Regions from separate parts of the Homo sapiens genome. Here region 1 is linked to region 2. The links are chromatin loops, found by intact Hi-C in ENCODE. Cell type or tissue: psoas muscle. All regions are shown on one strand. Links, peaks and the distances in the headings refer to the core of each region. The heading gives the core; the rest is flanking DNA.

Region 1 (4,392 bases), core at 154-4,153, 130 kb before region 2:
TAGGGTTCTAAAAAAAGAACCCTATATATTATGGGGTGTTGGATGTGTACAATCAAGCATGCTTGCTGACTGTTCATCCTGGTAATCACTGTTGGTGCCAGATTTATCACCTGTAGCTCTTGTTTTCAACGTGAGCTGGAAAGGGGTTCTATGGGCATTTTCCAACTACAGAATATTAAAGTTGGAAAGTGATATCTGAGATCATGGAGTACAGCTCTGTCCTTGTTCAGAGGCAGAAACTGAGATCCAGAGAAATTATGTGACTTGTCACTAGCAGAGCAAGGATAAGAGCCCATATCTTTTATATCATTGATTCCCTTTCCCTTGCCTTATTGCATCAAACAAGGTGTAAGTCAACTCTCAATTTTCCCGTCAGGTTCTACCTGAAATCTATGTGGAGCGAGGGCCAAGGGAATGATGTGAACAAATATTTCCCTTACCTACTCAGCAAGTGCATGTGAGTGTGTGTGTTTGTGGGGGAAGGAACAGGGGGAGAGTAAGTGACTAGGATAACACAAAGGCTATATTTTATTTATTTATTTATTTTATTTTATTTTTTGAGATAGAGTCTCACTCTGTCACCCAGGCTAAAGTGCAATGGTGTGATCTCAGCTCACTGCAACCTCTGCCTCCCGGGTTCAAGCGATTCTCCTACCTCAGCCTCCTGAGTAGCTGGGATTACGGGTACCCCACCAAGCCCAGCTAATTTTTTTATTTTTAGTAGAGACAGAGTTTCACCATGTTGGCCAGGCTGGTCTTGAACTCTTGACCTCAGGTGATCCTCCTGCCTTGGCCTCCCAAAGTGCTGAGATTACAGGTGTGAGCCGCTGCGCCTGGCCAAAGCCTATATTTAGACCATGCTATTCAATAGAGTAGCTACTAGTCATCTGTGGCTATTTAAATTAAATTTAATAAAAATTAAATAAAATTTAAAAATCAGTTCCTCCGTTGCAGTCACATTTCAAATGTGCAGTAGCTACTTGTGGCTAGTGGCCACATTTCCGTCACTGTAAAGTCCTATTGGACAGGGATTTCTAGAATTTAGAGCCAGATTTTCTGAGTCTGAATCCCAGTCCCAGCCCTTATAGTAAAAGCTTGCCTGGGTTATTTAATGTTCCCAAGCCTCAGTTTCTTCTTCTGTAAAATGGTATCTGCCTCAGTGGTTTGCTATGAAAATTATGAATGTAAGTAAGAAAACATGTATCCAACTCTTAGCAAAAGAACCTTATATTTACTAAGCACTAAATAATGATTATCAGTAAGTAGCTTAGCTTCATGCTTAGACTGTGCAATTGGCTGGGCGCGGTGGCTCATGCCTGTAATCCCAGCGCTTTGGGAGGGTGAGGCGGGTGGATCACTTGAGGTCAGGAGTTTGAGACCAGCCTAGGTCAACATGGCAAAACCCCATCTCTACTAAAACTGCAAAAATTAGCTGGGCGTGGTGGTGCACACCTGTAATCCCTGCTACTCTGGAGGCTGAGGCAGGAGAATCTGTTGAACCTGGGAGACAGAGGTTACAGTGAGCCAAGATCGTGCCATCGCACTCCAGCCTGGGTGACAGGGCAAGACTGTCTCAAAAAAAAAAAAAAAAAAAGAAAGAAAGAAAGAAAGAAAAAAGACCATTCAGTCTCTTCTAATTGGAATGATGCAACTTGTTCTCTGGAAGAGTAAGAAGTTACTTGCCCGGGGCACTGGGACTCCAGGAAAGCTAAGTCGTGGTTGGGTTACAGTGGAAGAAGGTTGGGGCCATGGGGAAGGAGGTGGGAAGAGACTGGGGTGGAGGGAGGATGATCAGAGTCCTGGAGACCAAGAAGATAAAGTGGCCTGAGTTGTGAGAAGTGACAGAGAGCTGTGAAGATCACTCTATCTCACAAGTTTGTCAAGAGCTGGCCAGACAAATGCCTGTGTGGTGAAGACCTCAGTCTATCAGTCTGTGTGGCCCTGGAGAACACCTCACCGCCTCAAGTCCATTGTACTAACTGCTTGTCTGCTTGTCCACCAGAGGGAGGCAAGGGGAAGGAGAGAAAGGAATCTTAAAAGCCCAGCTGGTTCTTTGTTGGCAGCTCTGGTCAAGGTTTGCTGTGAGGGAAGCTGAAGTTTCCGATGAGATGAGAGTGCCTTTCACACAAGCTCCTAGGTCTCAGCTGTGTTTTCCTTGAACCCATTACCTCAGTAGAGAGGACCCTTCCAAAAGGCTGTGTGTTCTTAAGAGAGTCATACTTCATGGCCTCTCAGAGGGGCTAGGACAATTTTCACATCTGGCTAAAAGCTATGCTAGCCCCTAGCAACCCCAAAGCCCAGGTTCACAGACACAGAACACAGAGGGTGCGAGTGGAGAGTGGTGGCCATCACCCAGGTGATTTAGCCACATGGCTGGCCGCTCCACAGCATCGTTTGCTCTGCCAGGTCTCATAAAGCATTGTGTGTAGAACTGGGAGGAGATATTAAAAAAAAAAATCATTCATTTTGCCCTTAGGAAATTTTTCAAGTAATTCCAGAGCTATTGAGCCAAGGGCCAAAAGGAGCCTAGTGTGATAGAGGGGAAAGAATACCACAAATGGAAATGTATTTTTTTTTTAAATAGAGACAGGGTCTCGCTCTGTTGCCCAGGCTGGAGTGCAATGGCACAATCATAGCTCACTGCAGCCTCGAACTCCTGGGTTCAACTCATCCTCCTGCCTCATTCTCCTGAGTATCTAGGATTATAGGTATGTGCCACTGTACCCAGCTAATTTTTTTTTTTAATAGAGATGGTGGTGCGAGGGGTATCCCTATGTTGCTCAGGCTGGTCTTGAATTTCTGGCCTCAAGCAATCCTTCCGCCTCAGCCTCCCAAAGTGCTGGGATTACAGACAAGAGCCACTGGGCTCGGTCTGGAAATATATTATATTCCTTGGTCTGTCATTAATTAGCAGTGTGACTTAGGGGCAGTTATTGCAATTCTTTGGTCTCCTCATTCTCATCAGGGATAAATTTAAGTTGATGGACTAGGTGATTTTAATGTTCTCCTCCATTTCTAGAATTCTGAGATTGCAATTCCCATATGAGGAAGTGACTATGCCACAGAGGAAGATTCTTTCATTAGGGTTGTCAGATTTGTCAAATGAAATTATAAGACAACCAGTTTAATTGGATTTGAGGAAGACAGTAATTTTTTTAGTGTAAGTATATCCCATGCAATATTAGGGATATGCTTACACTACAAGATGATTTGTTGTTTATGTGAGATCCAAATTTAACTGAGCATTCTGTATTTTTTCTGGCAACCCCTGCCTTCCACCAAACATGTCTGCCCTACAGACAATGGAAGTTCTGGGGAGGGCATTTCTGCCTGTCTCTATCTTCTCACTGGCATGTCCTGATAGAAAGAGCTGACTAATCTGGTTGGCCAGAATTTATAACATTCCTTGGCCACATTTGACTGACAGGGAGAACTCTGTCTAAGGCAAAGCACTTGGCTTACCCATTGGGCTTTACTGCCTGGACACAGGAACCATGTGCTCTTTTTCCCCTCCCTCTGCCTTGGGAGAGCCCCCAGAACATGGCTACCCACGGGAAAGAGGTGGGAACTTCTCCCTTTGTCCTGCCCCTGCGGCCCTCATTCATTCCAATGGCCAAGTGAATGGACTTGCAGTTAGCTCTGCACGCCCATTGATCATAGGCATTCCGGAGCTCTTAGGTCCCAAGGTAGAGATTTGGAATGGGAGCAGAGGTCCCACTTGTCCTAATGTTTAATCTTTTATTCTGTAATCTAGCTTATACTAGTGAACGCTGAATTTGGAGGCTTGTAGGATGTTTGCTGGCCTAGTAATAAACTGACTTTTGGTTCCCACTGGGCTGGTGGATTTCCGTGTTTTCCTGTTTGACCTAGAAGGGAGGAGCTTTGATAACTAGGTCCCAAGCCTCTTACATTATTGCTTTCTCTACAAGTCAGACTCATTGGCCCATCTTGATTCAGCCTCACTGATTGTAAAAAAAGAAAAGAAAAAGTGGTGGCATGTGAAATCATTAGAATGACTAGAATAGGAGGACGGGATCAACTATAGGTCATCTTGGGATGACGTCTTACTTACTTTTAGGAATGATCTTGGAACTTTATGTTGTAAATAACTGCCTGCTATAAGAAAAACGATGGGGAGAGCCTTAGTCTTGTTATGCAGCATTTCCAGTTACAGAGTTTAACAATGAGATGCTTATCAGAAGATACTGCTGGAGATCTTTTGCCAGCGGATGCTATCATCATAGTTACTGGGATTTTCATAGCTCAGGCTGGACCTTTGCTACACACAGCATTGTAACTCCATGCCTCCTGTACTTGGCTTTCCTAAACTCAGAACTGATTATGACACAACACTGCCAAAAAGCTTACCCTTTCCTACAGAAGCAAGTCCAG
Region 2 (4,392 bases), core at 165-4,164:
ACTCTTTCAAGGAGGAATCTGTGCCTTGTCCCGGTGCTCAGCCCACCCAGTGCCTGGTAGACCGTAGGTGCTCTTAAATCTTTGTGGAATCAATACATGGATTCAGAGTCATAGATAAACTCTTTTCTTCCCTGGACAGAGCTGACTCCCTTAGCACCAATTTTAGGGAGCCCATAAAAAATGTACAGTCGTGTGATGAGGCTAAATGGAAAGAGAATATAGCTTGGCAAGCAAGGAAACCTCATTAGAATAATTAAAGGGACTATTAACCCAAACCAACCTAGACGTAACTTAAAATGTGTTATGAACTACTGTGGAACATTTATTTGATGGCTCAAACATTAAGTTAGTAACCTCAATATGGTTCTACACCTCAATTTAAAGCGTTCTCATTTATGTGCATGTGTGTTTCAAATCCCTAATTGGAATTCTGAAAGGAATGCTTCAGAAATGACTTCCTTTGAATGCAAATAGCTATCCTGACGAAGAACACATTTAAATTGCATATGAATTTCTCTGGGGCCTTGCCCTTTGACTGGAAGAAGAGGAAGTTTTCTGTGCTGCATGCAGGACAACCACAAATGCTTGAAGATGCTCAGGGCACCCAGTTGCATACTGGGAACTTGGCTATGCAATACATATTCCTCTTAATATGCAACCTGTGTTTTGCCAGGCATCAAAGCAAGATTTCTAATTGTCCTAAAACATTAGAATATGTCTGCCTGGAGCCCCTGTAAGAGGAAAACAGATTGGCTGGCTATAAAAGAAGATAGCATTTTTTCTGTTTTTATTTCCAATTTTTTTCTCCCCTTCAGCATTCACTATAAAATACTGCCTGCTACTATAAGGTCTGGCTATGCTTGGTTTCTCTTAGGTCTCTAAGTGAATGTTTTGCAGAGAGGAAGGAGACAGGACCATGGGTCTAGAGCAGAAAGAACAAGGGAAGAGTGGTGCAGGTGAGGTTGCCAAGGTAGGCAGAGGCTTGCTGGTCACAGTAAAGAGTTTGGGTTTTACTCTGGTAATTGAAAACAAACGGCCTAAAAAAGGATAATGATGTGATCTGATTTCCACTTTAGGACTATCAGTTGGCCAGGTGTGGTGGATCACACCTGTCATTCCGGTGTTTTGGAAGGCTGAGGCTGGAGGATCTCTTGAGTCCAGGTATTCAAGACCAGGCTGGGCAAATAGAGCCTGTCTCTATAAAAACATTTTTAAAATTAGCCAAGTGTGGTGGTACATGCCTGTAGGCTTAGCTACTCGGCAGGCTGGGGCAGGAGGATTGCTTGAGTCTAGAAGCTATTGAGCTATTATCACACCACTGCACTGCACTCCAGCCTGGGTGACAGAGTGAGACCAGTCTCAAAAAAAAAAAAAAAAAAAAAAAAAAAAAAATCAGTGTTGCCACTGCTGCTGGATGGAGAATGGATTTAAAGAGGCACCACTAGAGGAGAAGAACCCAGTTAGGAAGGAGGAAGTTGCATAGGAACCCAGGAGACAAAATTGTGCCTGGATGGAGAGGGTGGTGATGAAAATGCACAGGAGTAGGTGGACATATTTTAGAGATGGAATTGATTTGCTGGTAAGTTACATGGCGGTGGGGAAACAAGGGAAGTTAAGGATGACACCTAAAGAATTTGTAGAGTTAGGTTAATTACTAAGGGAACTGCTTCTTGTATCAAAAAGGAGATACAATAATTTGGGGAAAAGGGGAAAAAGAAAAAACTGCTAAGTTTTATGGTTAACTCAGCGTTATACAGGATAGCGTTTATTTAATGGAGACTGGAATTGAAAACTGTAGTTGAGAAAATATCAATGGCCCAAATGCTCCTTCTTGCTAACTGACCCAGCTGCCAGCCGATTCCTCTCTGATTTCCAGTTGTTTTCCAGAAGTTGTGCATCTAAGACCTGAAGATAGTATTCAGTTTAAGTGTGAACTTGATCAATTAGTGGTGGCTGGGAAGATTTCAGTCCAGGCACAAAGGGGAAAGATGTAGTGTTTGTGAATGAATGGGAAAGGCAGATGTCACATACTGGCCAACCCCAGTTTAAATCACAGCAGATAGACTATTGGTCTGCTTCAGGTAAGCATTTCCCTTTTTTGGAGCTCACTAAGAAATTCTGAGAATAAACTCCCACATCTTAGGGCTGATGTTCCTAATGAACAGACCATTGTCCCAGTGAAGTGCTTATCCTGGTTGGCCCAGAGTCTGACCAGGCCACTGCCTTGAGTGTGGGTGTGAGGATGGATGAACTGTACCCTCAAGTTCATCAGCAAGTGTTCTAAATCAGGACCTTAGAGGTAAATTCCCTCAATATCTGGCTAACTGTGAAGTGGCATCCTCTGGGGATTCTGGAAAGGGCATGGAAACCTTGCTATAGCAAGGGTGCACGGAGGCTCCGCTGGATCCTACACAAAGGGCCTGGGCTCCCTTGACTTGCTCCCAGAACGCAATCACAGTTCAGGGCATTTCATTCTTTAATCATAAAACACCTTTTATTTCCATCCTCATAGCTTTGCCTGTTAGGTTGATTGTGATGAACACATAAATACTTGCTTTAGAAACCTAGCCACGCCTGAACTGAACTTCACTCAGCTGTGGCTTCAGTGGGCTTCAAATTCATTCCCCACAGGTAAAACACATTGCACTTATCATATTGCTTAAATCTGTTAATCACAAGAGTTTAAAATGAACTTAAAGACCTGAATAAATTGTTGAAGTTTTCTCATTTCTCCTCTAAGCCCTGATTTGCCATTTGTTAGTTCTGGACTCTGTTGGTTGCTCAAAAAATAAATAGATATATAAGTAAATAAATAAAGCACTTAATTAATTCTAAGAGGATGGCAGTGGAGCCATATTATTGTTAACTTTTAGGTCTCCTTCATTCTTGTAAGTACTAAACATAAATAAGAAGTGGCAGAGAAAGCTCGGATTCTCAAAAGCTTCTCCAGTGCTGTTTCTTGGCATTAATGAGACTGAGTCCCTGGGTGAGGGACTGCCTCAGTACCTCCTCAGTGACTGTGTCAGGCTGTGTCCTTTATAAACCATATCTTGTTACTATTTGCCCCTACTTTATGGGTAGAGAAGCCAAGGCTCACAGAGGTTGAGTAACCTTCCCTAAGATACTAGCCAAGATTTGGTTTCCAGCTTGCTCACTCCAAAATCCTTCCACCTTCCTGCACAGCATCCACGTCAACTACCCAAGACCCAGCAGCATTTCCATAGTGCATTTCTAACCCTATCTGAGCCTACTGTCAACATGTTATACATCTAGATAGGTTCACATTCCCCTGCATTTTCCAAGGGTCCCTTTGGAAGTTACTGCTCTATAGTTTTTAAGCAAGCTTCTATATTTCTAAGCCAGAGCACACACTGCACTTTGTAATTCTGTAAAGAATGCCAGACCTATTTTTGTAAGCACAGAATCTCTCCTTACGTGACTGACCTTCAAGAGACCCTGTAGCTTGCAGTAGCCTAAAGGTATGACAGCAATTTTAATTACCTTCTTGGCACTTCCCCCACAGAACATTATGAGAAATTCCCGTGTTACTAGGGCTGCTCAAAGATCTCTATTTAAGTGGGTATGTCCTCCTTACTTTGTCCTGTGACAGCATCCCTGACGGCATTTTTTAAATTATTAGATGAAAGTAATTATTTCAAAAAAAAAAAAGAGGCTATCTAGCCTTACGGTTAGAGGTAGGATAGCAACTCAAAGACTCATGAATTTCCGTCCTTTCTCCCTGACTGTCTTGATGTGTGGCCCTGCAAGAATGCTGGTAATAACCACACATTTAAGAAGCCTGAAAATCACTTTGAACACCTCTACAAACTTTTATTTCCTTTATCCAAGTTGAATGTGAACTAATTTAAAAAACATAACATATTAAGTTACACTAACAATAAAATAAAACCATCTGATGTGGAGTCAAAACAAGGAAACCTTCCAAATTTTTTTATTATATCTCAAGGAAAGTACAGTACTTCATTTCGTATTTTCCCTTTGAGAGACTGGTCGCTGTGCAGTGACTTAGAAAACACCCCATAACCAAACCAAAACAAACCTCAAGACAGCCTCGGAGGCATATGGAAACTATAATGGTCATCTCTCTTTGACAGCAGAGGAACAGAGACTCAGAGCATTAACCCAAGATCTCTCAGCCAGTCTCTGGCAGAAGGTTCACCTCCCCAGCAAAAAAGCGAGGTAGATTTTGAGGTCAGCATGTCCAAGTATCTATATTCCTGCAAACATGTCGAGCAGCCTCTACTTTACAGGACTCTGTGGTGACGATGGTAAATCGCTATCATGCCAACATGTTTCTCAAATAAACTGGACTTGGGAATTGAAATTAAACCAACTGTGAAAGGTAATCTGGGGGAGATGACGCATGTGATT

What was found. Peaks named below come from ENCODE experiments on the same cell type or tissue, not always from the same donor. Only the 100,000 strongest peaks of a DNase experiment are listed, where the experiment ranks them.
Region 1: it touches region 2 in a loop (5-fold over the local background); 21 of 110 quality-filtered maps call a loop at or near these places.

What each region holds. Positions count from the first base shown.
Region 1 is chr2:39,591,936-39,596,327 of GRCh38, forward strand. All of the region lies in intron 5 of MAP4K3-DT (MAP4K3 divergent transcript), which reads left to right. Among named protein-coding and RNA genes, the nearest start is that of TMEM178A, 72 kb to the right of the region's middle. In psoas muscle, for the core only: a CTCF peak has its summit at 1,996 (motif pointing right); no DNase peak of the experiment used is centred there.
Region 2 is chr2:39,720,625-39,725,016 of GRCh38, forward strand. It overlaps a transcript of TMEM178A not described here. Among named protein-coding and RNA genes, the nearest start is that of THUMPD2, 56 kb to the right of the region's middle. RefSeq lists enhancers at 397-898, 899-1,398. In psoas muscle, for the core only: no CTCF peak of the experiment used is centred there; no DNase peak of the experiment used is centred there; H3K27ac peaks cover 1,370 bases.